Regions from separate parts of the Homo sapiens genome. Here regions 2, 3 and 4 are each linked to region 1. The links are chromatin contacts, found by Hi-C or POLR2A ChIA-PET in ENCODE. All regions are on one chromosome and are shown on one strand. Each heading gives the region's core, a stretch centred on a gene start or an enhancer-like site at or near the end of the contact. The rest is flanking DNA. Distances are from core to core; before and after follow the strand shown. Region 1 has its middle 100 kb from the start of LIPC. Region 2 overlaps ADAM10 (ADAM metallopeptidase domain 10). Region 3 overlaps ADAM10 (ADAM metallopeptidase domain 10). Region 4 overlaps ADAM10 (ADAM metallopeptidase domain 10).

Region 1 (2,672 bases), core at 68-2,567:
AGTGGGACACTCAGCCTTTGAGGGTCAAGAATGGTTTTGTCTGTTTTAGCTTGTCCTGTAAGTCATGAGCAAAGACACAAGTTGTGGTGCAAAGAAGAGAAAATACTTGCTTTATTTTGACCTAAAGGGCAAAACTGGCATCACAGAATGGCTGACGCCTACTGCTTAGGTCTATCCTGCAAAAAAGGGGCTATCACTGAGGGAGGAAGAGTTGTTCATCCTTCTCAGCATTCAAGCTGAGGGTAGTGTCAATCTAGAAATGTTGTAGAGGTGGTTACTGGCTGAGTGTAGGGGGTTCAGACTAGGGGAACTTTGTAGTCCTTTCTCATTTACTGATTCTATGAATTTGAGTCATCTCTGAGCTAACAAATTGTTTACTTAGAAAGTCAACAGAGAGAAAAAGGGACATGGGATCATCAAGCACCCAGATGGAATGCAATAAACTCTCATACTGGTTTATTTAAGACAACTTCCTCTTGTCTTAGCCAAGAAATAATCTGTGGATCATCCTCAGTTTGTAACTGCCTTCAGAGTGATCTATGTTTTCTGGGAGAGAGAAAGCTTAACCCCAATCCCCCAGGACTGCAGGGATCCCTGCAGGTAGAGGGGGGACAGTCTGCCAAACACAGAACCCCTCTGAGAGAAGAACAAAGGGCAGAGCTGAAATTCCAGCAGTCATCTCTCCTTAAAGGTTGCCCTTGTTGCCTCCATTCATGGAGGAGAGAGTTGGCCCCATTCACTCAGCAGCACAAGTCTGATTCTCCTGATAGTGTGGTGAGTAGACAGTGCAGAGGGCCTGGGAGACAGAAGACCCAGGTTCTATTCCCAGTTCCACCTCTAATTCACTTTATGACCTTGGTCATGTTGCTTGACCTCTCTGGGCCTCAAATTCTTTTCCAGAAAATGAGAAGATTGATTTAAATGATCTCTAAGGCTCCTTTGTGTGTATGTGAAAATATGACTGGGGGATTCAGGGAAGGCTGGGTACTTGTTCCCTTTTAGAGCTGTCTCTGAAACGCAGCTTAGCATTTGGCACTGGGGGTGGGAAACAAAACAGAGAATCAGCCTTGAGATGTGACAGACCTGTGGGCTGCCTGTCCTGTCTCCTTCACAGGGCTCTGGGGCGTCTCACATTTCCTAGAGTGTAGCTGCCTCATGGAAGAGGGCAGAAGGCCTGGTGACAAAGCAGCAGATCTTGTCAGCTGACTCCCCTGCCTTCCATCCCCCCACTGACCTCGGAGTGGTGAGTCACGCTTCGTCACCCAGGGTTACTGGCAGCAGGCCCCACACAACTTCTTCAGCTTGTCAACACCCAGGATAGAATAAATCATCAGAGACCCATTTTTAGCCAAGAGTGAAAAATGAAGTCACCAGGAAAAGCAATAGAAGATGCCAATTAGGAATGCAAATAGGAAGCGAGGGTTTGTTGAAGGACAGGGTTATCTTCGCAGGGAGCCAATCCCCGGAAGGCTGCAGGCTTCTGGATTTGCAGTCTGAGTTTGCAGCATCTGGTGAGGAGGGCTCTGGGAAGAGGCCCACAGCTGGGTGGGAGTGACCACAACACTTCCTGCCCTCTTCCACTTTCAAAACCACATCAGCCAGGCTGAGGGATCTTAGCTTCTTCTTGCTCCAGGAAGTGGGTCTTAGAATTATCACATCACAGGGAATTAGGAGGGAGATGCTGAATTCTCTAATCTAGTGACTTTCCTGTCTTTTGTTCTGTTTTATTTTAGGAGCAGGACAAACAGGGAGGGGAGGGTTTGCAGCCTGCAGGCTGAGCCTCCCTCTCTTTTTCTTCCCTACTCTGGGCTAGACTAATTTGTCTCAAAGGCTCTTCCGCTTTTACCATTCTGTAGTTCATTGTCAGATTTCAAAATAACACATTCCAGCAGTGTTGAGCATGTGGGCAAATTCTGATGAAATAATACCATTTCAGTAAAAAGAAAAAAACCCGGTTCTGTCACTTTTATTAGCTATGGGATCATAGTTAAACCTCAATTTCCTTATCTGTAAAATGAAGAAAATAAAAGTACCTATCTCAGAAGGTCTTTGGGAAGATTGAATTAAGATAATAAAGGTCAACTCTTGCTCAACACAGTCCTATCCATAAACATAGGCAATAGTGTTGCTGAATAGAAAATAAAAGCTGGTGGGACCCACGGTCTCCTAGGGAGACAGTAGGAGCCGGGTGCTGCTCCAAAGTCTGGGGGCCCATTCTATGCTCTGTGGGTCTCCTGAAGGGACTCAGTGAATTCTCGGAGGAGACACCTTGCAACACGTTCCTGTGCAAATCCTGCAGGAAATCTAGGGGTTTCTCCCTGGACTTGGTTGGCTTTAACCCCTTCTCCTGGCCTCGTGTATGCCCCACTTCAGGAGGGAGGACAGCTTCAGTAAATGCACTAGGATCCAGAGAGGTAAGTAGCAACTTGTTTATGCAGCCATTCATTTATTCACTCATTCATCCAGCAAAGACTCTGTACCCATCTATACGTGGCAGTGCAGCCAAGGCTGGGAGGATTCAGAGATGACTGAGCCTGGGTCTTTCTCTTAGCAGCTGTGGGGAGGGGCCAGCTTCCTCGGGGCTCAGCTTTTTTCTCAACTCCCACCTTGTCTCCTCCCTCTCCTGCCCATTAGTCTTGGGCTCTGGTGATTTTAACTTGAAAATGACCCTT
Region 2 (2,672 bases), core at 123-2,622, 390 kb before region 1:
TATATTCATTATTTCTGTCACTTTTATTATTTGCATCAGTGTAGGTTTCCATCTGGTATTATTCCTTCTATCTGAAAAACTTTATCATTTCTATTAATGGAGGCTACTAGTGATGCATTGTAAGCTTTGAAGCCCAGAAGGGCTTCGTTTCACCTCCTCTTCTCACCTTCATTTGTGAAAGTTATTTTCACTGGCTATAGAATCTTAGGTTGATAGAGTTCTTTTTTTCTTGTAGTACTTTAAATATGTGGCTGCATTTTCTTCTGACTTAACATAGAGTGTGCTGTCAGTTTTATCTTTGTTCCTCTGTTTATAAAATGTGTCTTTTTTTTCTGGCTCCTTTAGTGCTTCCCTACCCACAGATGATTTTAAGAATTTTTTTTTCTCCCTAGTTTTTAGTCATTAGCTTATGACATGCCTTTATGTGGTTTTTGTTTATTTATTTATATTTTTAATTTTAATTTTTATTTTTGAGACAGGGTCTCACTTTGTTGCTGAGGCTGTTGTGATCATAGCTCACTGCAACCTTGGACTCCTGGGCTCAAGCGAACCTCCTGCCTCAGCCTCCTGAATAGCTGGGATTACAGGTGTGCAATAAAAAGTATTCCTGGCTAATTTTTACTTTTTTTTTTTTTTTTTGGTAGAGACAAGGTCTTGCTATATTGCCCAGCTGATCTTGAACTTCTTGGCCTTGAACAGTCCTCCTGCCTTAGCCTCCCAAAGTGCTGGGACTGCAGGCATGCACTACCATGCCTAATTTTCTTTTATTTTTTATATTCATATAATAAATACGATTTATTTATTTATTTATTTTGTTTGAGACAGGGTCTTGCTCTGTTGCCCAGGCTGGAGTGTGGTGGCACGATCATAGCTTACTGCAGCTTTGACTTCCTGGGCTTCAAGCAATCCTCCTACCTCAGCCTCTCGAGTAGCTGGGACTGTAGGCATGTGCCACTGTGCCCAGCTAGTTTTTATATTTAGTAGAGACAGGGTTTGGTCATGTTGCCCAGGCTCGTCTTGAACTCCTGGGCTCAAGCAATCCACCCGCCTTGGCCTCCCAAAGTGTTGGGATTATAGGTATGAACCACCGTGCCCAGGCTCTGTGGCTAATTTCACTCCACTAGTAAGGTGTTATTTTTCTGAGGACTGTAGCAATGCTCCATACATTACAAGGTCTTTCTTCTCTAGATGGTAGAAATATGAACATTTTCCAGCCCTGTGTGAGCTTTGAGGATTGTTTTGCTTCCTTCTACTGGTGGTTCATTTTTTCTGAGGCGGGAGTTTATTTTCTCACATGCTTAGATCAGTAGTCAGCCAAACCCTTAGGGAACCCCCACTTGAGGTGGCTGGAGCTCTCTCTCTGTTCAGCTTCCTCCTTTCTGACACTCTGGCACATAGATTCTAAATACCTGATCTCCCTGAACTCAGAGGTTGTCTCAATTAAGTGGAAACTTCAGGCTCTTGGTTTCTTCTCCCTGTCATTTGGCCTGGAGACTGCTTACAGGCAGTAAGCTGGGCCAGTTGTAGTAGATCTCACTTCATTTGTTTCTCTTGTCACATCTTTTATCTAGTTTTCTAATTGTTTATGGTGGTAGGCTAAATTCAGTCTCTATTACTCCTGAAGTAGCTAGTGATTTAATAATTTGCATATTTTTTTCTTTTTTACCCTGCCTCCCACCCTAGAATCTGTCTAGTGTGAGTTATGGACATCGTGTCATTTTACCCTTAAATATTTAAAATGAACCTCCCAAAATTTAGAACCTTCTCCTTATAATAACAATGTTGTTGTACTAAGGAAAATTAATATGAATTTCTTTCTTTTTTTTTTTTTGAGACGGAGTCTTGCTCTGTTGCCTAGGCTGGAGTGCAATGGCACGATTTCGGCTCACTGTAACTTCTGCCTCCCGGGTTCAAGCAATTCTCCTGCCTCAGCCTCCCGAGTGGAGACAGGGTTTCACCATGTTGGCCAGGCTGGTCTTGAACTCCTGACCTTGGGTGATCCACCTGCCTCGGCCTCCCATAGTGCTGGGATTACAGGTGTGAGCCATCACGTCTGGCCAATATGAATTTCTTAATATAATCTAAGACTGATTCTGCTTTGTCTAGGATTGTTTCCAAATGTCGTTTGTTTTCTTCTCAATTGGATTCTTTTTCTATTTTCCTTTTATTGTTTCTTTCATGGTTTTTTTCTCCAGTGTGTTTTTACAATGTTATGTTCATGGTTGTGTGTCTCTTCTCTACCCAGTTATTCTTTTTGCTATGATATAAAGTGGGTGAGTTTATTTTTTATTTTTTATTTTTTGAGGTGGAGGCTCACTGTTGTTGCCCAGGCTGGAGAGCAGTGGCGTGACCTTGGCTCACTGCAACCTCCGTCTCCCGGGTTCAAGAGATTCTCCTGCCTTAGTCTCCCAAGTAGCTGGGATTACAGGCGTCAGTCACCACGGCAGGCTAATTTTTTTTTGTATTTTTAGTAGAGACTATGGGTTTCACTATGGTTTCACCACTCTGTTGGCCAGGCTGGTCTCAAACTCCTGACCTCAGGTGATCTACCCACCTCAGCTTCCCAAATTGTTGGGATTACAGGCATGAGCCACCACACCCGGCTTGTGATTTCTTTTTTCTTTTCTTTCTGCCTCTGAGACCAGTGTATTTTTTTTCCGCCTTCCAATCTT
Region 3 (2,672 bases), core at 82-2,581, 300 kb before region 1:
CCCCGTCTCTACCAAAAATACACACAAAAACAATTAGCTGGGTGTGCTGGACTGCACCTGTAGTCCCAGCTACTCGAGAAGCTAAGGTCGGGGAGGATGACTTGAGTCCAAGGTTGCAGTGAGCCAGGATCACGCCACTACACTCCAGCCTGGGGGACAGAGTGAGACTCTGTCTCAAAAAAAAAAGTTATAACTGTACACATGGTATAGTCCAAATTTTAAATTAAAATGTGATACAGCTAGATATAAGTCAGATAGGAAATAGATCAAAATTTTAATAGTTATAGTGCATGGTAGATTATGATTGAATTTTTATTTATGCATTTTTGTTTTCTTAATTTTCTTTCTTATAGTTAGACAAATTTTTCTGTTTTCTTGTCACAAAGATTATAGTTTCTTAGTGAAACGCTTCTCTTGATTTGAACTCTGAATACTTGTGCGAGTCCAGTCAAGATGGCCTTTATGTTCTGTTTTGTGTTTTGCTTATTCATGTGCTTGTTTTATTCGTTATCTGAGGATGGCAAATAGCTGGCATGCTTGCTTACAACCTGTTTCCCCTTCTATTCCTGTTAATGGTGATCTATTGTAATATCTCCTGGCCTAGTAAAATAATAATTGACTAGCAATATCTGTAATGGATTTATGCAGCAGCAAGTCAGACTAAGCAGTTATGTCAAGATTTGCTATCATTTAAAAATAGAAGGTAAGTGCCTTGAAGGCTAGGGATAATACTTTTCTCATCTTTATATTTTTATATTTTAGTGCCTCCTTTTATAGCACTGGACATTCATTAATATTTACTGAATTGAAAAGTGGCAAGATATTCTGTGATGACATCAAGAGTTATACAGAATTGGGATTTTTTTCTTTCCTTTCTAAAACTCTAATGCTGAGAATAATTCTAGTGCTACACCTTTTTCAGAAACTGAGTTGAATTTTATAGGTTGAAAACATAAAGCAAGATAATATTGGTGAATAGTATAGAGTTGCTAAATGCTGCATCTAGATTCAGAAGAAAGGCAAGAGGTATCAGGAAGAATAAAGGTGATAGTAGAGGACACATTTTTTAATTTAACAGTTGCCTCAGAAGAGGGAATAGAAAATGAAAGTAACTTAGTTGGGCTCTAGGAAAAAACAGAACGTCCTTGGGCAGTCTTTTTCTTTCTTGAGAGTGGGGTTGTTGGGTATTTAAAACAAGATTTTAATTAAATAGCACAATTACTCTAGTGTCCAGTGTTTTTTGCCCCTTCTGATGTGTTCTGAATTGTTTGAGGGGCATTGTGAGGGTTGTTTTAGTGCATATCCCCAGGATGGTAGGGGCTGCTGGGATCTGGTAGTAGTGTTCTGTTGCTTGGTCTCATAAGCATTACTTTGAGAAAATTCAGGGAGCTATGCTGTATGTATCTGACTCTTCAATAAAATTTATCAAAACCGAACACCACTTATGTGCATTTATATGTTACGTGTACACAGAACTCTGTTTATTTGGCAAAGCAGTATTTTGGTTTTATCTCTAGGCTTTTACCATTTTTCATTTAAAAATATATCATTGTGTTTCTGTTCCTAGTCAGCATTTTTACTTACCTTTCCTATATATTGGCTATTAAGTTAGCTGTCTTAGATTCCTGTTCTGTGTGTATTTAGCCCCATGTCAGTCTCTTGATTCTTTTGTCTTTCCCCACCTCTGTCTTCTCTGAACTATTCATAACATGTAATTTAACATATGTGTTAGAGACTATTTAGTAGTTTTAAAGTAGTTTATTTTACTGTTACTAGTTTTAAAAGTATGTGAGCTTATTTTTAATAGACTTTTATGACAGTCTGTCCTCAATTCTAGTCCCTGCTTACAAAGCTATAAATTGTTATGGCTAGACCTCCACTGATTTTCCTCCTTTTCTAAGACAGTGACCCCTAAAAGAGCAAATTCTTTTCCTACTCAAGGTGTAAAACAATTGTAAGATCCTTTTTAAAGGAGAGTCCACAAGCTTCCATTGTTTTCCTGATGAGAACATTACGTTTAATCAGTTGACCTGAAAACCTTATTTTACTTCCTGTTTATGTAACTTTATATTCTTTTTGACAGCATGATTCTGGAACAGAGTGCACACCAGGAGAATCTAAGAATTTGGGTCAAAAAGAAAATGGCAATTACATCATGTATGCAAGAGCAACATCTGGGGACAAACTTAACAACAATAAATTCTCACTCTGTAGTATTAGAAATATAAGCCAAGTTCTTGAGAAGAAGAGAAACAACTGTTTTGTTGGTATGTATATTTTCCTAACGTTTTGTTATGAACATTTTCAAACATTCAGACAACTTGAAAGAATTCTATAGTGATTACTGACATACCCACCACCTGCATTTTACTATTGCTAACACTTTGCTGTATTCCCTTTATCTCGTTATTTCTTAATCTTGCCATCTCTCAATTCATGTTTTATTGCAATTTAAAGTAAGTTGCAGCCATCAGTATACTTCACACCTAAACATTTTAGTCTGCAAATCATTAACTAGAGTTCAATATTGTTTATAGTTCTTTTTCTGTTTTCTGCATAAGTGAAATGCACAAATTTTAAGTGCATCATTTGATGAGTTTTGACAGATGCATTTACCTTTGTAAACTACCTATCAAGATACAGGACATTTCTGTCACCCCGGAACTTTCTTT
Region 4 (2,672 bases), core at 80-2,579, 270 kb before region 1:
GACATAATCAGTATCATGGCAAGGAGCTCTGGGCCCCACATGGTCTTGTGACCCATGGGAAGTCCAGAATGCATTTGCTGAGAGTGAGCGTTGTTGAACACTGCAGTATTCATTGAAAGGATCATATGGTTGACTTTCTGGAGGTCTTTAAGAACAGTAGATTATCTTATGTCTGAAGAGACTTGAGTGCATGTCTTCCCTGTCCTCGCTCATGCACTTTTTTTTAGATGATACTTGCTTTGTCATTTTGTTACCATATAGGTTCTTTTTGTTTATATTTAGATTATCAAATTAAATACTATTGTAATTAATACATAATAAATTAGACTATTTAATTTTGACTTTTTACTTTATTATTGGCTATGTTTAAGTGCCTGTATTGAACATCATCTCTCTTTTTCTTATGTAGAATTATTTTCTGAGTTGAGAAACTTCTTGAGTTTTTGAAAAATGGTTGGATGTCTTCTCTTTGTCCCTAAAGTTTTGCTTAACACCCTTGTCTCTGGGATATAAGACCCTGGCACTCAGTTTACGCTCAGTAAATGTTCATTGAATGAATGACAGCTCCCCTTTCTTTCAGACTAACAGGTGGGCAATTTGTGATCTTTTCTTTTGAGAGAAATGCATATTTTACATTTACTACCCTAGTTAGTATTCCTTTCCCTGATTTTATAGTATATTTAAAGGGGATAGCATGTAATTTAGCATTTAACTCATTCTTTTTTTAAAAAGGAAAACTATAAAGGTGGCCGTACTTACTAATATTTTCAGATGCACTATTTATTTTGTTTAGTTTTTCTTACTGTCTTTTGTCTATTGCCATGTTCCATTTCCCCACACGCTAAATTCACAAAAGCTACTATCATTGGCACTAAAACATCTCAAGCATTGGGCTTGTGAGATACATAGTTACCTGAAAAAATTTAGAAGAAAGCCAGGAACACTGTGCTAGAAGGAACTGGAAGTTCTGAAGGGCTTGAGTGCCATATTTTATTATACATCTGTTGATCTAAACTGCGACTAGGTTCTTTTTACCTTTGTTTTCTACAGTTTTAACCACTACTAAATCTGGGCTTTCTGTCTCCAATCTGCCTCTCTTACTGCCATAGCGTGTACTCGTATGGCTCTTTATTTAAATCTATAGGCCAGGTACAGTAGCTTATACCTTTAATCTTAGCACTTTGGGAGGTTGAGGAGGGAAAATTGCTGGAGACTAGCAGTTGAAGACCAACCTGGACAATCTAGCAAGACCTGTGTGTGCAAATAAATAAATAAATGAATTCGCAGGGTGTGGCGGCATGTACCTTGTAGTCCCAGCTACTCAGGAGGATCACCACAGCCCAGGAGGGCAAGGCTGCAGTGAGCCGTGATTGCACCACTGCATTCCAGCTTGGGCAACAGAGCAAGATCCTGTCTCTTAAAAGAGAAAAAAAAGAGTGTGTAGGTACTAAAAAGACTATCATTAAATATATCCAAACCAGTTTTACTGTCCTATCTCTGTTGTAACGGCCTTGTCACATTATTTGTATGTGTTAGGCAATCTGGAAGTAATAAATGAGCTGTTAGTTATGTTTCAAGGTCAATATTTAAATAATGACTTACTTGTAATAACTAGTTCAACAGGTATTTTGTTTGTTGGGTAGGTACTGAGGTAATAGGATATAAGTCCAGGGAGCTCACAGGTCAGTTTGGGATAGAGAAGACAGGCCAGAGAAACATATCTTCAGTCTGTGTGCTGTTTTCACAGAACTGGGAGAACCTATTAGGAAAAGCCTTTAAGGAGATAACGCCAGAGCTAAGTTCTTTGTTTATTTTTATTTTTGAAATGGAGTCTCACTCAGCCACCTAGGCTGGAGTGCAGTGGCGTAATCTCGGCTCACTGCAACCACCGTCTCCCAGGTTCAAGCGGTTCTCCTGTCTCAGCCTCCTGAGTAGCTGGGATTACAGGCACCTGCCATCATGCTTGGCCAATTTTTGTATTTTAGCACAGATGGGGTTTCACCATGTTGGCCAGGCTGGTCTTGAACACCTGACCTCAGGTGATCCACCCGCCCCGGCTTCCCACAGTGCTAGGATTACAGACATGAGCCACCGTGCCCGGCCAAGCTAAGTTCTTAAGAATTAGTAGAAGTAGAGAGTACAGAAATATTTTATGGGGACAGAGCATGTGAAAAAGTCACAGAAGTATGAATTTTGCAAAACATTTTTTTCTACTTTTTTTCTTTTGAAAAGTTTGATTATTCTTTTTTTAGTTGACAAAGTAATACATTCTAAAGTAGGCCTTTTTTTTTTTTTTTTTTTTTTTTAACCCTGGACCCCCAATCTTTCTAGGATGGATTTCTTGTGTATTCTTCGAAACTGTCTATACCACTGTAAGGATATTTACTTTTTAAAAAGGTGGAATCATATACACTTTGCTGTACTTTATCGTGTGCTCAAGTTTTTGCTTTTGCTTTTTTTCCTCTCTCCTACATAGTGGTCTATCTTGGAAATCTTTGGTGGGAAGCATTCGAAGAAGGGTTTGACATGAAGGAGTAACATGGTCAGTTCCATATTTTAGGTAGCCATAACACTGATGGCCATATTTTCATAAAAATGAAAGTAAAGATGAAGGAAGGAAATATATTGAAGATGATAATGACTTTAGGAAGAGAAGTGTGTCTCCTGTACCC

Evidence for each region. Hi-C counts contacts between places; a loop is a spot of excess contacts on that map. ChIA-PET counts read pairs that join two places held with the same protein, here RNA polymerase II (POLR2A). Pooled maps may share reads with other maps.
Region 2: a loop to region 1 is called in a pooled map, with 2.2 times the contacts of the local background. The contact joins two enhancer-like sites. A Hi-C loop is called at or near these places in 1 of 168 maps with a recorded cell type or tissue (left colon) and 3 of 50 pooled maps. POLR2A ChIA-PET finds 5 or more read pairs at or near these places in 3 of 52 experiments (activated CD4-positive, alpha-beta T cell, activated T-cell and naive thymus-derived CD8-positive, alpha-beta T cell).
Region 3: a pooled map shows a loop between it and region 1 (10-fold over the local background). The contact joins two enhancer-like sites. A Hi-C loop is called at or near these places in 1 of 168 maps with a recorded cell type or tissue (breast epithelium) and 6 of 50 pooled maps. POLR2A ChIA-PET finds 5 or more read pairs at or near these places in 3 of 52 experiments (A549, PC-9 and activated T-cell).
Region 4: a map of Calu3 shows a loop between it and region 1 (6-fold over the local background). The contact joins two enhancer-like sites. A Hi-C loop is called at or near these places in 1 of 168 maps with a recorded cell type or tissue (Calu3) and 3 of 50 pooled maps. POLR2A ChIA-PET finds 5 or more read pairs at or near these places in 3 of 52 experiments (OCI-LY7, PC-9 and activated T-cell).

The regions. Positions count from the first base shown.
Region 1 is chr15:58,330,921-58,333,592 of GRCh38, reverse strand. No RefSeq gene overlaps it. Among named protein-coding and RNA genes, the nearest start is that of LIPC, 100 kb to the left of the region's middle. RefSeq lists enhancers at 1,069-1,363, 520-1,719. Within about 2 kb of position 1,317, at least 36 of the 41 ENCODE cell types and tissues checked have a DNase peak (open chromatin) inside an H3K27ac peak, as active enhancers do; they include PC-9, where a contact is called at or near this core.
Region 2 is chr15:58,723,336-58,726,007 of GRCh38, reverse strand. All of the region lies in intron 1 of ADAM10 (ADAM metallopeptidase domain 10), which reads left to right. Among named protein-coding and RNA genes, the nearest start is that of ADAM10, 25 kb to the left of the region's middle. RefSeq lists an enhancer at 1,426-1,645. Within about 2 kb of position 1,372, at least 7 of the 41 ENCODE cell types and tissues checked have a DNase peak (open chromatin) inside an H3K27ac peak, as active enhancers do.
Region 3 is chr15:58,627,295-58,629,966 of GRCh38, reverse strand. ADAM10 (ADAM metallopeptidase domain 10) reads left to right here. Exons shown (of 16, transcript NM_001110.4): 10 at 2,084-2,267. Among named protein-coding and RNA genes, the nearest start is that of ADAM10, 120 kb to the left of the region's middle. Within about 2 kb of position 1,331, at least 5 of the 41 ENCODE cell types and tissues checked have a DNase peak (open chromatin) inside an H3K27ac peak, as active enhancers do.
Region 4 is chr15:58,603,511-58,606,182 of GRCh38, reverse strand. The region is part of intron 14 of ADAM10 (ADAM metallopeptidase domain 10); the gene reads left to right. Among named protein-coding and RNA genes, the nearest start is that of LIPC-AS1, 110 kb to the right of the region's middle. Within about 2 kb of position 1,329, at least 5 of the 41 ENCODE cell types and tissues checked have a DNase peak (open chromatin) inside an H3K27ac peak, as active enhancers do; they include PC-9, where a contact is called at or near this core.